Linked DNA regions of Homo sapiens: all the other regions are linked to region 2. The links are chromatin contacts, found by Hi-C or POLR2A ChIA-PET in ENCODE. All regions are on one chromosome and are shown on one strand. The core of a region is the stretch at or near the end of the contact, and the rest is flanking DNA. Distances in the headings are between cores, read along the strand shown.

Evidence for each region. A loop is a pair of places that touch in the nucleus more often than their neighbours do. ChIA-PET counts read pairs that join two places held with the same protein, here RNA polymerase II (POLR2A). Pooled maps may share reads with other maps.
Region 1: POLR2A ChIA-PET joins it to region 2 with 19 read pairs in PC-9. The contact joins the enhancer-like site here to the promoter of KNTC1 in region 2. A Hi-C loop is called at or near these places in 1 of 50 pooled maps. POLR2A ChIA-PET finds 5 or more read pairs at or near these places in 4 of 52 experiments (BJ, HEK293T, PC-9 and 1 more).
Region 3: a loop to region 2 is called in a pooled map, with 6 times the contacts of the local background. The contact joins the enhancer-like site here to the promoter of KNTC1 in region 2. A Hi-C loop is called at or near these places in 10 of 50 pooled maps. POLR2A ChIA-PET finds 5 or more read pairs at or near these places in 4 of 52 experiments (CD4-positive, alpha-beta T cell, Caco-2, GM12878 and 1 more).

What each region holds. Positions count from the first base shown.
Region 1 is chr12:122,942,217-122,946,980 of GRCh38, forward strand. ABCB9 (ATP binding cassette subfamily B member 9) reads right to left here. Exons shown (of 12, transcript NM_019625.4): 6 at 3,809-4,006; 7 at 2,175-2,303. Among named protein-coding and RNA genes, the nearest start is that of ABCB9, 22 kb to the right of the region's middle. RefSeq lists enhancers at 2,955-3,764, 4,395-4,764, 4,666-4,764. Within about 2 kb of position 2,520, at least 13 of the 41 ENCODE cell types and tissues checked have a DNase peak (open chromatin) inside an H3K27ac peak, as active enhancers do.
Region 2 is chr12:122,525,797-122,530,448 of GRCh38, forward strand. It overlaps KNTC1 (kinetochore associated 1), which reads left to right and starts at 1,453. Exons shown (of 64, transcript NM_014708.6): 1 at 1,453-1,555; 2 at 4,195-4,396. The coding sequence starts at 4,268. RSRC2 (arginine and serine rich coiled-coil 2) reads right to left here and starts at 1,140. Exons shown (of 10, transcript NM_023012.6): 1 at 1,052-1,140. The coding sequence starts at 1,057. RefSeq lists enhancers at 820-1,279, 3,387-3,486.
Region 3 is chr12:122,080,097-122,084,331 of GRCh38, forward strand. All of the region lies in intron 1 of MLXIP (MLX interacting protein), which reads left to right. Among named protein-coding and RNA genes, the nearest start is that of MLXIP, 3.5 kb to the left of the region's middle. RefSeq lists enhancers at 1,110-1,159, 1,230-1,279, 2,887-2,936. Within about 2 kb of position 2,620, at least 4 of the 41 ENCODE cell types and tissues checked have a DNase peak (open chromatin) inside an H3K27ac peak, as active enhancers do.

The DNA.
Region 1 (4,764 bases), core at 1,270-3,769, 420 kb after region 2:
GGTGATAAGGGGGTGATATCGGCATCTGTGTCCTGTTACTGTGAAGACAACAGCAACAGCCGGTAGTAAACACCTAAAACCCCAGAGCTGGCCGGGCACAGTGGCTCACACCTGTAATCCCAGCACTTTGGGAGGCGGAGGCAGGCGGATCATTTGAGGTCAGAAGTTCGAGATCAGCCTGGCCAACATGGTGCAACCCCATTTCTACTGAAAATACAATTTTGTACTAAATTTTGTACTAAAAGTACAAAAATTAGCTGGGCATGGTGGTGCATGCCTGTAGTCCCAGCTACTGGGGAGGATGAGGCAGGAGAATAGCTTGAACCCGGGAGGCAGGGGTTGCGGTGAGCCAAGATTGCACCACTGTACTCCAGCCTGGGCGACAGAGCAAGACTCCATCTCAAAAAAAAAAAAAAAAAAAACCTAAAAAGAAAAACATTAGCTGGGTGTGGTGGCATGTGACTGTAACCCCAGCTACTCAAGTGGCTAAGGTGGGAAGATCACTTGAGTCCAGGAGGTCAAGGCTGCAGTGAGTCATGAAAGCACCACTGCACCCCAGCCTGGGTGACAATGTGAGACTGTCTCAAATAGTAATGATAATAAATAAACAACACTGCACTGAACATCTCTGGACATACATCTTCGCCCACTGCTGTGAGTACTCTTGAAGCATGGATTCCTAGGGGCAGATTTACTGCTGAGTCAAATAATATGGCAGGTGTGATTCTCCAGCAGATGCAATGGCCTGAGTAGCAGATGCTAGGAACACCCCACCAACATCCTTGAGCCTTTGTCAGCGCAGCACACAAAGGCCCAATCTCTTACTGCCTGCGGGCTGCGGGCTTTTTTGTGGGAGCGAGGCAGACAAGAGAATTAACACCCTCACTCCAGGCTGACCTTGAGCAATGGCTGATGGCAGCTTGGGTGTAAACACCCCAGCTCCCTGGCCCTCAGATGGGATGACTCTGGTGCTGGTGTCCTACCCTGTCCGCTAGAAGGATCCCACCTCAGTTGCCCACACTGGTAACTGGCTCCACAACTCACTCTGCTGACTTCCTTCCTTCCACGTCTCACTTTCCACTCCCACCCCCGTTTCCTGAGATCACCTCCCAAACAAATCCGTTGCACGCCAATTCTGTCTCAGGATCTGCTTGTGCGGAAACCAAAATCAAGACAATCTAAAACACCCTTGCATTTCCGAGGCACTACGCTGGAAGTAGGCTGGGAGGAAGTCAGGCCCGGCTGGCCCTGAGCCCCGTTCCCGAGCAAATGTGATGGACGAGTCACTCCACCGCTCAGGTTCAGTTTTCTTTTCATCACTTCAATTTCTCACAGAGCTGTTAAGACCATTTTCTGAAATCACCTCTGTCCCTAAAGGGTGTTGCTGTCACTTGTTGGTAGTATTATCATTCTTTCTTTCTTTTTTTTTTGAGATGGAGTTTCGCTTTGGTTGCCCAGGCTGGAGTGCAGTGGCGCGATCTTGGCTCACTGTAACCTCTGCCTCCCGGGTTCAAGCGATTCTCCTGCCTCGGCCTCCTGAGGTGTGAGCCACCGCACCTGGCCCTTTCTTTCTTTTTGAGACACGGTCTCTCTCTGTCGTCCAGCCTGGAGTGCAGTGGCGTGATCACGGCTCACTGCGGCCTTGACCTCCCAGGCTCAAGCGATTCTCTAGCCTCAGCCTCCTGAGGACCTGGGATTACAGGCACATGCCACCATACTCGGCTTGCCTATTTATTTATCAAGACGGAGTCTCGCTCTGTCACCCAGGCTGGAGTACAGTGGTGCGATCTCAGCTCACTGCAACCTCTGCCTCCAGGGTTCAAGCAATTCTCCTCTCAAGTAGCTGGGATTACAGGTACCCACCAACACGCTTGGCTAATTTTTGTGTTTTCAGTAGAGATGGGGTTTCACCATGTTGGCCAGGCTGGTCTCGAACTCCTGACCTCAAGTGATCCACCCGCCTCCGCCTCCCAAAGTTCTGGGATTATAGGCGTGAGCCACCACGCCCTGCCTAGTATTATCATTCTTGATATGATCATGCTGTCTCCCCTACTTACCTTAGAGAGAAATACCACATTGTCAGAGTCCCTGGAGCCCCGCCCCCACCCTGTTAAGATCCCTCTTCCCCAAACTCCTCCCTTCTCTCTGGATCCCCGGACACACTGGCCTCTCACCTCCATACAATCTCCCAGGACAAACTCGTAGATGATGAAGGCGATGAGGTTGCCGCTGGTCATCTGGCCTGAGATGACAAGGTGGCCCCCGTAGTAGAGGATGCTGACCTGGACCACCAGCAGTGTGAGCTGGGGCAGAGGGAGAGGGGATGTGGGTCGAGGGGACCTTAGATCCCCCACCATCCCCATTCCCTGACCCATCCCAGGCTGCAGGGGGAGGTGAGGGCAGACCCAGCCACAAACTGAAATGCCGGCCGTTGGCAGGGGTGTCTTCCAAGGCTTGTCACTCATGCCTTCCCCTGCCCCGAGCATTTCCCTACAGAGGCCTCCAGCTGGAGCAGGCTGTGGGCTTGGCCACAGAACAAGGCTTTCTTTGTGAGGTCCTGGCACACACATGCCACCCCCAGGCTCCTCAGCTTGGCCACCTGGGAACTATTCGTCCTCCTCATGGGGAAGAGCATGACTCAGAGAGGGCAAGTGCCCTGGCTAAGGTCACACAGTGAGCTCTCTGTCTCCTCCCCCAGTGGGGTTCCGTGAAGAAGGGGCTGTGATGGGAGCGCCCATGCCTTCCTCCTGTGCCTGGGGGGCATCTGGGAAGGGAGTGGAGTCTGAGTACCCATGGCAGCCCACACCCTAGTCAGGGACTCCATCTGTCCTCCTCATGCCCAGCCAGAACTAGGCTGCTGTCTGGACCACCGTGCCTTGGTGGAAGCTGCAAAGGCACCCCCTGCCAGCAGACGGATTGCTAAGAGGCTCAGCTAGCTGAGCTGGACCTTAGCCCCTCCTCTCCTCCTTGGCTGATACTTTTGGGAGGTGGCAGCACCAGGAAGTCCCAGATATCCTCTTTCCCCTGGCTCCCCTGTAGACCACCAGCTCCCTCCTCCCTCTCACTCCAAACCCTCCTCATTCCTCCGCAGCTATGCCCTGACCTGCCCACCTCCCATGTGTGTCCAGTGTAGCAGTGACATGATCCAAGTGCTCCCCATCCTCCAAGGAGAGGCTGTGACGCACTCCCGGGAGTGTGCCAGACACTGTCGGGAGTGTGTGTGGCTGTGACATGAGACCTGCCCGAAAGTGGCCTAGGGACCTGCTGACTCCCCACCTCAGCAAGGATGTTTCCCCAGCTGGGAAAAGAAAGCTCCCACCCTGCCACCCCACGTCAGGTGACTGGGAGAGGGGCAGCCTTGCTTCTGGGAAAGATTCTCAGCAGGGCGCGGTGGCTCACGCCTGTAATCCCAGCACTTTGGGAGGCTGATGCGGGTGGATCACCTGAGCTCAGGAGTTCGAGACCAGCCTGGCCAAGATAGTGAAACCCCGTCTCTACCAAAAATACAAAAATTAGCCAGGCATGGTGGCGGGCGCCTGTGGTCCCAGCTATGCAGGAGGCTGAGGCAGGAGAATCGCTTGAACCCAGGAGGCGGAGGTTGCAGTGAGCTGAGATGGTGCCACTGCACTCCAGCCTGGGTGACAGAGTGAGGCTCTGTCTCAAAAAAAAAAAAAAAAAAAAAGAAAGACAGACAGATTCTCCACCAGCTTGACACCAACATGCAGGACTGATGTCCTAGATCGAGGGCTTCCCCCATCTTTGCATCCCATCCCTCCACAGCCAGAGCTGCCTGGCCAGGGGCACGTACCCCGCTGCCCCAGACGTAGTACATGTAGGCAGCTGCCTCCTTCCTGTTCAGCTTGTACACCTGCTGCAGCTTCCGCAGGTACACCTCTGCCTCCTCCTCCTCATTGGCGAAGCTCCGGACAGTCTTCATGGCACTGATGGTCTCCTCCGCCGTGTTGCTCGCTCTGGCCAGGGCATTCTGGACCTCTTTGGAGAGCCTCTATGGACAGGAGGGGGACAAGAAGGAGAAGACCCCAAAACAGCCTCACTATGTACTGGAGCCCCCAGGCCTCTCTGGGTTTTTCCACCCTTCGCTGGCACCAGCTATATGCAAGAGGTTCCTAGGACAAAAAGACAAGATCTAGCCCTTTCTCCCCCATCCCCTTCTGGCTCAATTTGACACACTCAGGTAGTCAACTCCAGAGAGGCTCTTGGGGCAATGGTTTCAGCTCCTGAAGGATAGGGCACGGTGCTGATCGTTAAGTCATCCCCAGTATTCAAAAGAGGCTATTCATGACTGGACAGTTTTTGGTAATCCTTTCAGAAAAGGGGCCTCAACACCTGACCCTGTGCTGGAAGAGCAGGGGATGCCTTGGACGGTTGTTCAGGTTGTACACTATTTAAGAAACACCAACTATTAAAGGGGCACCATTTACATCATCAACATAAATTATGTTAGAGCCTGAGGGTTGATAAAGAGATTCCAGAACTCCCAGCCAAGTTCTACATGGTGGCAGGGGCCATGGGTTGTGAAATCTGCCCACACCATGTGCATGTCACCACAGGCAGAGCTGAAAAGTGGTCCCAAGTGTGCGGCCATCAGGCTGCTGTTCACCAGAGTCCTGGAAGAGGCCCCTGGGTGGAGCTGTTCACACTTTGCAGGAGTCACTATGCTGATTCTCAAGCCAGCCAGGAAGGCTGCCTGAGAGTCCAGGACAGGAGCATGCACTGGCATGTCCCATGACCATGTGTCACGCC
Region 2 (4,652 bases), core at 203-2,702:
AAGAGTTTTTTTTTTTTTTTTTTTTTTTTTTTTTTTTTTTTTTGAGACGGAGTCTCGCTCTGTCACCCAGGCTGGAGTGCAGTGGCGGGATCTCGGTTCACTGCAAGCTCCGCCTCCCGGGTTCACGCCATTCTCCTGCCTCAGCCTCCCAAGTAGCTGGGACTACAGGCGTCCGCCACTACGCCCGGCTAATTTTTTTGTATTTTTAGTAGAGACAGGGTTTCACCGTTTTAGCCGGGATGGTCTCGATCTCCTGACCTCGTGATCCGCCCGCCTCGGCCTCCCAAAGTGCTGGGATTACAGGCGTGAGCCACCGCGCCCGGCCAACGAAGGGTTTAAATTTAAAGGAACAAGGTCAGTGACAAGACTTAACTGTAACGCTTCTCGGACTTCAAATTGATTACATCACGGGCCACTTCGGAAACCGCGCATCAGTCAGAATTGGTAGTTCCACAACCTTTTAAGTTGAATTTTCACTCCCTTTCAGCAATACCTTCCTAGCTCGTTAATACACAATAATAAGGTTTACACGGACGAACACTAATTGAAATTATGCAACTAGAAGCATCTCATTGAGCGTACAAAAAAAAAAATAGCTACAAGTCGCTCTCTTCTCCCACACTACCCTTTACAGACACTGCCTTTTTGACCCAATACTTTTCAGAGACCACTCCTGATCGTCTTTCTCTTCCCCAGCCCCTTTCTCCACCGCAAATTCTCAGGCCCTAAAAAAAACTTAGAATAAATCACTAGCCAGGGTGAATAAGCGAAAATGGAGGAAGTTCAGTGAGGCGAAAGGAACGTAGGGTTGGGGAAGAGAGGAGGAAAGTTCTGGAAAAAAAAAGGCACTCCCTGCGGCTCCCCACCCCCACCAACACCGCCTTACTTCCCCCTCCCTACAGCAGGCAGCCATGATGGCGGGCGCAGAAGAAGGCCGCGGCGCCATTTTGTCTACACACATACACACGAACAAGGTTCTGGGAGCCGTTCACCCACTGTTGGAACGTAGCAGAAAAATATCCCTGGCTTTAAACTCAGATTCGGTACCTACCGCCATAGTTCAGAGTCCCGGCCGCTAGAGCGGCGCCTCCACTTGTCGCTTTCAACAGTACCGGCCGCTCCGAAGCTTCGCCTCAGACTAAATCGCTCGCGCGAGAGACCCGGATGGCACAAAGGCGAGGAGGCCCGGCGCGTCGCACAGCTTGCTGGGAGAAAAAGGGGCGGTAACAAAAGTTTCTATAACAACGCAATTCGAGGCGGTGATTGGGTGTTCTTTCATAGGGGAGTGTAAAGACCGTGAAGAGGGCGGGGCCAAGAATACACCCCCGGAATGCGCAGTCGGGAGAACGGAATGGGCGGAACTCAGGGTGGGGCAACTTCCTATTTCGAGTCTAAAGTAATCTTGGTCTCTTCCGGCCGCCGTAAAGGGGTTGGGTTTAGTGTTCTCCCGCCAATTTAAGCCTGTGGCATGGAACCTAAAGACTAGAGGCGGTTGTGTGAGTCAGGAAGAGGGGCCAGATATCTGAGTGTTCCTCTTTAGTTTCTTCAATTGCAGGTGAGGACGGGGAGCTGCGCTGTGTAGGGAACTGGGGGTGGGTTCAGGACGAAGTAGCTGCAGCCTCTGCTCAGTTCCTGTTGTTTTCCCCTTGACGCTGGCAGGAGAGAGGTTGGAGTCGGTTTTTGCTGGCGGCGATGTCCAGCGGAGAGCGTTTAAGTATGGAGGCCTAACTGACAAGTGTTTCATCTTGCTCATTCTCTCGTATTCGCGAATCTGTTCTGCATTCCGCCGCCAGAGTGATCTCAAAATTATAAAATCAGACCACTCGTTTGCTGAGTTCCCCTTCTACCCCTTGTACTGAGAATAAAATTCAATCTTGAGGTCGAGGTTTTATTGGACTCCACTGCTCTCTCCCTCACTGTCTTCTGCTTTTGCTTTGACCCGGCAGCAGCATCAAACGCTTCCTACCCAGCCTCCGAGTCTTTGCACTCTGTTCCCTCTGCCTACGTCGCGTTCCGCCTAAGTTTTGCGTACTTCTTGTTATTCAGGTCTCAGCTCAGATGTCACCTCCTTCCCTTCCCAAACAAATCCTTCTTCAGCGACGCCTCACCTTATCCATTTAATCACTGTTTCCTTCAAATCATTTAGCACTTTTTGTAATTATTTGTGCAGTTGCTTTTTTGTGGAGGTAGCATAACAAGATACGTATTAACAATTTTATTTTTGTCCGTTTTTCCCGCAAAAACATAAACTTCATAATGGCAAAGACATTTTGTGTTCTGTTCAAGCTATATTCCCAGTTCCTAGAAAGGTGTCTGGCACATAGTAAATAGGTATTCAATAAACATTTGTTGAATAAGTAAATATGGCAGTTACGGGCGGTTTCTCTATTTCACAGATGTGGGAAATTGAGACCCATAAAGGTATTCATTCCAACCTGTCCCTCCTTCTTCATCTCCTCACTCCCACCCAAACACCAGCCACTGAAACTTCTCTATTCTCCAAACATGTTTTGTTTCTGTTCCCTTGCTTATGCTCTTAGGAAGAACTCTTTAAACATTTATAAAACTATGATCTTCAATTCTCAGCCCAATAACAAATTAGCTAACACCTAAAATTGAATGTTTGCCATCAACCAAGCATTGTTCTGTGAACATTTAAAACTCAAAACATTTGGAGGCTGAAGCAGAAGGATTGCTTGAGCCCAGGAGATCAAGGCCAGCCAGGGCAAAATAGTGAGACCCTCGTCTCTCAAAAAACCAGAAGTGAAAAATAGAAAACTCCTTCAGGTGGGTACAACTAAATTAGTCCCTTGGTATTGGTATCCATGGGAGATTGGTTCCAGGACCTCCCACAGATACCAAAACCCTAGGATGCTTAAGTCCCTGTCATTAAATGGCATAGTATTTGCATGTAGCCTAGGAACATCTGCCTGTATACTTTAAATCATCTCTTGATTTCTTATCTTGCGTAACAGTGTAAATGTGCTATGCCTGTAGGTGCAATCTAGGGATGTGGAACACATGGATATTGACGGCAAACTGTATATATATATTTTTTTTCCAAGACGGAGTTTCACTCTTGTTGCCCAAGCTGGAGTGCAAGTGGCACGATCTCGACTTACTGCAACCTCCGCCTCCCGGGTTCAAGCAATTCTACAGCCTCAGCCTCCTGAGTAGCTGGGATTACAGGCGCACACCACCACGCCCGGCTAATTTTTTGTGTTTTTAGTAGAGAGGGGGTTTCGTCATGTTGGCCAGGCTGGTCTCAAACTCCTGACCTCAGATAATCCACCTGCCTAAGCCTCCCAAAGTTCTGGGATTACAGGTGTGAGCCACCGCGCCGGCCTGGTCTGTATATTCCTATTTTATAAATTAGAGAATTGAGGAACAGAAAGATTAAGTGATCACCCAAGGACAGCTGCCTAGTCATTGTGAAAGAGCACCAAGTCAGAAATTGTTTCTACCTTGTGCTATACCTTTTATAGATATTGAAACATACTTCTAGTAGCACTTATGAAACCAATTGTAATTATTTGATTATCATTCCCTACCAGTCTTGATCCAAGGATTGTTTTTATCCTTAGTGTTCTTTTCCCACCCAGACTCCAGGTAATATGGTTTATGTAAACCTTTGCTTTTTGAGATGGGTAAACCTCATAAGGTTTCAAGCTTAGTCTTTGATCCAGAAACCTAATTCATTTTTTTCTCCTCCCCTTATCATTTTTATTTGTTGTATAATAATACTATGATAGCATCAATGGACTTTTTCTGAACTTCATCTGGAATCTTATCATCCTATGATATCCCTGACAATCTGGCATCTAAACCTACACTGTTTGCTGCTATTAAAGGTTTATTTCTAATGAAAGGTTTATTTCTAATGAAAACTTGGTATAATTAAAGGTTTATTTCTAATGAAAACTTGGTATAATTCCAAACTAGACACACAAAGTAATGGAAGCTCTAAGATACATTGGTAAGATCAGAATTGTTGGTTTGTGTGCATAAACCAATATGTTGTTCTCTGGTAACCATCATAGCTCTAGTTCCATTTATGTTATTGGCCCGAAGTGTTTAGTGGCCACAGCAATAACAAGAAGACTAAGATGTCTGTATATGTTAATGTTAGACTTTTGTTTTTGTTTTGTGAGTAAGCTTTATCATTTCCCAAGGAACCAGGTTCTATGCAACAAGATAATATGGTGTCTAATTTTATGTTGTTCAGGAAAGACAGTGGTTCCTGACTCAGGAAGACAGTCTCAGAAACATGTGGAATGATATTGAGCTGCTAACAAATGATGATACCGGAAGTGGGTACCTGAGTGTCGGTTCAAGAAAAGAACATGGAACTGCTTTATATCAAGTAGATTTGCTAGTGAAGATCTCTTCTGAAAAGGTAGTGATTATTACACTGACTGTTTCATTCACAGAATTTTTACTGAGTGCTTAGTAGGGCTAGTGGCCCACAGTAAATATTTTGTGAATGAACATAGCACTTCCTCAGGGAATCAAGATTCAATCTCAGATTGCTAGAAATTCACGTCTGAATACCCTCTGCATCATGTCAGGATCAGTATTTTCACAACTGAAGGATTCTTAGTTCCTCTTGATATTTCATGCATACAAAAATATGTGTAAGTTGATACAAAGGA
Region 3 (4,235 bases), core at 1,370-3,869, 440 kb before region 2:
CCCTCAAAGATTAAAGCGCTTTTTCACTCTCTCTCCCTTTCCCACTATGAATATTAGGTATTTGCTGCAGGTAACTTTTTTGTCTGCGCAACAGAACTTCTTTGGACTGGCAGCAGCGGCCTTGAGCAGCTTGGCCCTGCAGAAAGCTCATGATGGGATCTCTGCTGAGTTAAGCTTATTGCATTAGGAACTGGACTAGCGGGGGCTGTCTTAGGTCTGCTCTGGAGGCATCGCGGGAGAAGTTTCCTAGGAGACTCCATAAACAGCGTAATAAAAGAGCAGGAATATCTTGCCCCCTCTCACCTCACCTTTTTAAGAGAGCTGTGAGCCCCAAGCATATCCAGGTTTAAATGTTATGCTTTTACCTGAAGTTAAAATATTAGATACTTAGCCCTGGATGGCACCCCCCTCACCGCCGCGGTCCCTGGAATAAACGATTAGTCAACTTGTTCTTTGTTATGTTCCTGAAACACCCCTATTTCCTCTCTTGAAGGTTTCCCTGATGATCTGTTCCCGTAGCTCCTCCTCCCATCCCCCTTACCCGGCACATTGGTCAGTCTCTGCTGATTCTCTGGTCTTGCCAGTTTGAGCTGGCACTGAGCCTGTAAAGATGTTCTGCTTTTTAAAAAACAAATGGTGTTGAGGCTGCAGCCCTGTGCGCCCTCCAGTCTCTGATTTTGAGCAGTTCCATTGGAATCAAACCCGACTGGATCGCAGCATATGCTATGCCTCGAGAGAGCCTTTTCAAACAAAGCTCGAGGTGAAAGACTGGAATGTATCTTATTAAGAAAACTTAATCCTCTTCTTTATTTTAATATAAACTTCTACATATACAGGGAGAGAATGGATGAGTCACGGGGGGCATGGACTGGAAAGGTCTCACCTAAGTAAGCTCTGCTAAATGAAAACTAAATCAGTCTCCCCTTTGCACTCTTGTTTGGATAACCTAAAGGCTTATTAAACAACACCAAATAATTTTAGTAATGGCATTTTTTTTTTCATTTCTCTCAAAAATATTTTGGCAGCTGGCCGTTGCTCAGTTAACTTTCTTGATTGCAAAATGCACCATCAGTTTGGTGCAAGAAGCTTATCTTGCTCTCTTGGCTCTCTCACTTTCGCTGCTTTTCCCTGTGCCTAAGGTCTCCTGCTGCCTAAGGTCGGCCACCTAAGGTCTACCACCACAGGCCCTCGGATGGGATCTGTCCAGTCATTTCTCATGAAGATGCCCTTTGTCTGTCTGTGTGAGGCTGGTTTGTCCAGTGCTGAGTTTAGTTGGCAGTGTAGAACTTTGGTATGGATGACAGACAAATGACTCAAAACCAGTTGTCTGGGCTGTAGTCTGTGGCACAGAAAGAAACTAGAGGAAGGTGAGTTTCTGACCCCAGCTCTCCTAGTGAGAACTGCTACCTGGCTTTCAGGGAAGGAAGGTTGAGATCGGAGGCAACGCGGGGCGTGGTGGCTCATGCCTGTAGTCCCAGCACTTTGGGAGGCCGAGGTGGGGGATTGCTTGAGCCCAGGAGTTCAAGATCAGCCTGGGCAATGTAGCAAGATCCCCATCTCTAAAAAAGAAAAAGAAAGAAAGAAAAAAAGGGATTGGGGGCAGGGCAGAAAGAAGACTTAACCTCAGAGCCTGTCTGGCTTCCATCCTGGTGGGGTTCATGCCTTCCCTGCCGGCTGTCTGGGTCCTCCCCTCCTGCCCGAGCTGAGAAAGGCCAGCTGGGTCTCCTCTTCTGTGTGACTGTTTCTGGCCTAGGTTCTTTCTAACTTCAACTTCCTGTCTGTCCTCTGGCCTCTTCGTTCTAGCTGTCTAACTCTCCGTGGTACACTCTGCTTTTTGTTGTTGTTGTTTGATTTCCTGTTAGCTGCTGCCTCCCAGCTGTTTCCAGATGAGGTTCAACAGCTCTCTGGGGAGGAACTAAGTGCAGGGGAAGTTGTGGTTATTTTTTACCGAGTCCTGAGAAGTGGCCTAGGGATTCTGACTGTGATCCATTCCTGAACTGGCAGGGCTTCACCTCCTGAAGGGTCTTTGCCCGGGGCTGACTTTGGGTGTGGAACAGGGTGTTTGAGGACTTGGATATGAGTGTGCCCAGGGCCTGCTGGGTAGGGAACCGTGCAGATGGGATTCCTTGTCCTTCTCACTCAGTTTTGCTGAGAAGCCCTGTGGCGAAGGGTCTTGATTTGGTCCAGAAACATGTGCTCAATTATTGGGACATTTTGGAGAGAAGGGGTTGCCTTTCCCCGAGGCAAACCAGGTGTTAATGATGGAAAAAATCCTTATTTTTCCTTAGACTTATCTGAAGTCTAAGAATGCTATTCAATGGGAAAGATAAAATTTCCCTGCAAGGTGGAAGTGAGGATCAGCAGAGATAACCTCTGGGAATGGAGCTGGGAATGGGGCTAGTGCCTGGCAAGTAACACACAAGAGGAGGGTTTAACGGGCTCCGCATAGCAAGTGGGTTATGGCAGAATTTTAGTTCTGCATCTGCATTCATCTGACATTTATGAGGAGCCCGTGTCTTATCTATGAACTGAAGGAAATAGTGTATCTAACCAGGGTCTTAGCTGAGCTTTCAAATGCCTGCTTGACAAATACTAAATAGAAGCATTCTTGATTTGGCCGGGTGCTTTCTGAGGCTCTACAATGGAGCTATGTACTGTAGAACATAGTTCATGGTTCTTGCCCTCTTGACACTGTAAGGAATGTCACACATGTATATCCTTCACACAGAATTTCCTTTTTTTGAGATAGGATCTCGCTCTGTTTCCCAGTCTGGAGGATAGTGATGTGATCACAGCTCACTGCAGCCTTGACCTCCCAGGCTCAAGCAGTCCTCTTGTCTCAGCCTCTTGAGTAGCTGGGACTGCGGGCACGCACTACTATGCCTGGCTAATTTTTTATTTTTTGTAGATATGGGGTGTTGCTATGCTTCTCAGGATGGTCTTGAACTCCTGGCCTTAAGCAGTCCTTCCACCTCAGCCTTCCAAAATGATGAGATTCTAGGAGTGAGCTATTGTGCCCAGCCCCCACCTACAGATTCTGAACACTTCTAGTGTGTACCTTTTTGTGGTTGGTTTTGGTTCCATTTCTTTGCCTTTTTAGAAACTCCTTATTTCAGGGAGCGTTGGTATGAATATTTCCGGTGGTGGGGGGAAGAGATAGTCTTTTTCTGTATTTAGAGATAAGCAGTTTCTGGAAAATAGGTTTCTGTTTAAGAAGTGGGTGTTTGGAGAGACTTAAATTAGGGCTTGTAAGATAGCCTTGGGATGTAAGTTTCTAAAAAGTGGCCCCCTCCACGAATGCTTTGTATAGTAACCCTTCATTCTTTTTTTTTTTTGAGACGGAGTTTCGCTCATGTTGCCCAGTCTGGAGTGCAATGGTGCGATCTCGGCTCACTGCAACCTCTGCCTCCTGAGTTCAAGTGATTCTCCTGCCTCAGCCTCCCAAGTAGCAAGGATTACAGGCATGCACCACCATGCCCGACTAATTTTGTATTTTTAGTAGAGATGGGGTTTCTCCATGTTGGTCAGGCTGGTCTCGAACTCCCAACCTCAGGTGATCTGCCTGCCTCAGCCTCCCAAAATGCTGGGATTACAGGCGTGAGCCACCGGGCCCGGCTAACCCTTCATTCTTGATCAAAGCGGGAATCTGTGCCAGACTTAAGGAGTAGCAAGGGCTAAAGGTTAGAGCACTGTGTCCTCCAAACTTTGAATTTTCAGTAGAGGTACTGTCTAATGCTAAGCACAGTTAACCAGTTGTAAATGGAAACCTTTCATGCAAATACTAAATTGGTTTTTCTCTTTTGCAGTCATACGGAAGATAAGCAGTGTTTCTTCTCCTGCGTTCTTCAGTCTTTAACCATTAGATGGTGCGCCGTTGCAGGGTGTGCACTGAGGTGGGAGCCGGGGCTGCAGAGATGAAAAAACACAGTCTCTCTCCTCAAGGGGCTCACAGGCTAGGCGTGGGGACAGATAGTTATAGAACAGTTAGTAAGGGCTGTGATAACTGTGACCTCTTGTGACACTACCGGGAAGGATATCTCAGCCAGATTGTGTGTGTGTGTGTGTGTGTGTGTGTGTGTGTGTGTGTGTGTGTGTGTTGACATGACCAGGAGCAGTGCGGATGGTTTTCCTGACATCAGGCTTCAATGTGTATCTCCCCTTTCGCTGTTAACTCTCAAAGATTACCAATTACATTACCCAACAGGAAGCCCCAGTGCTCCCCGCTTTAGCGGTGT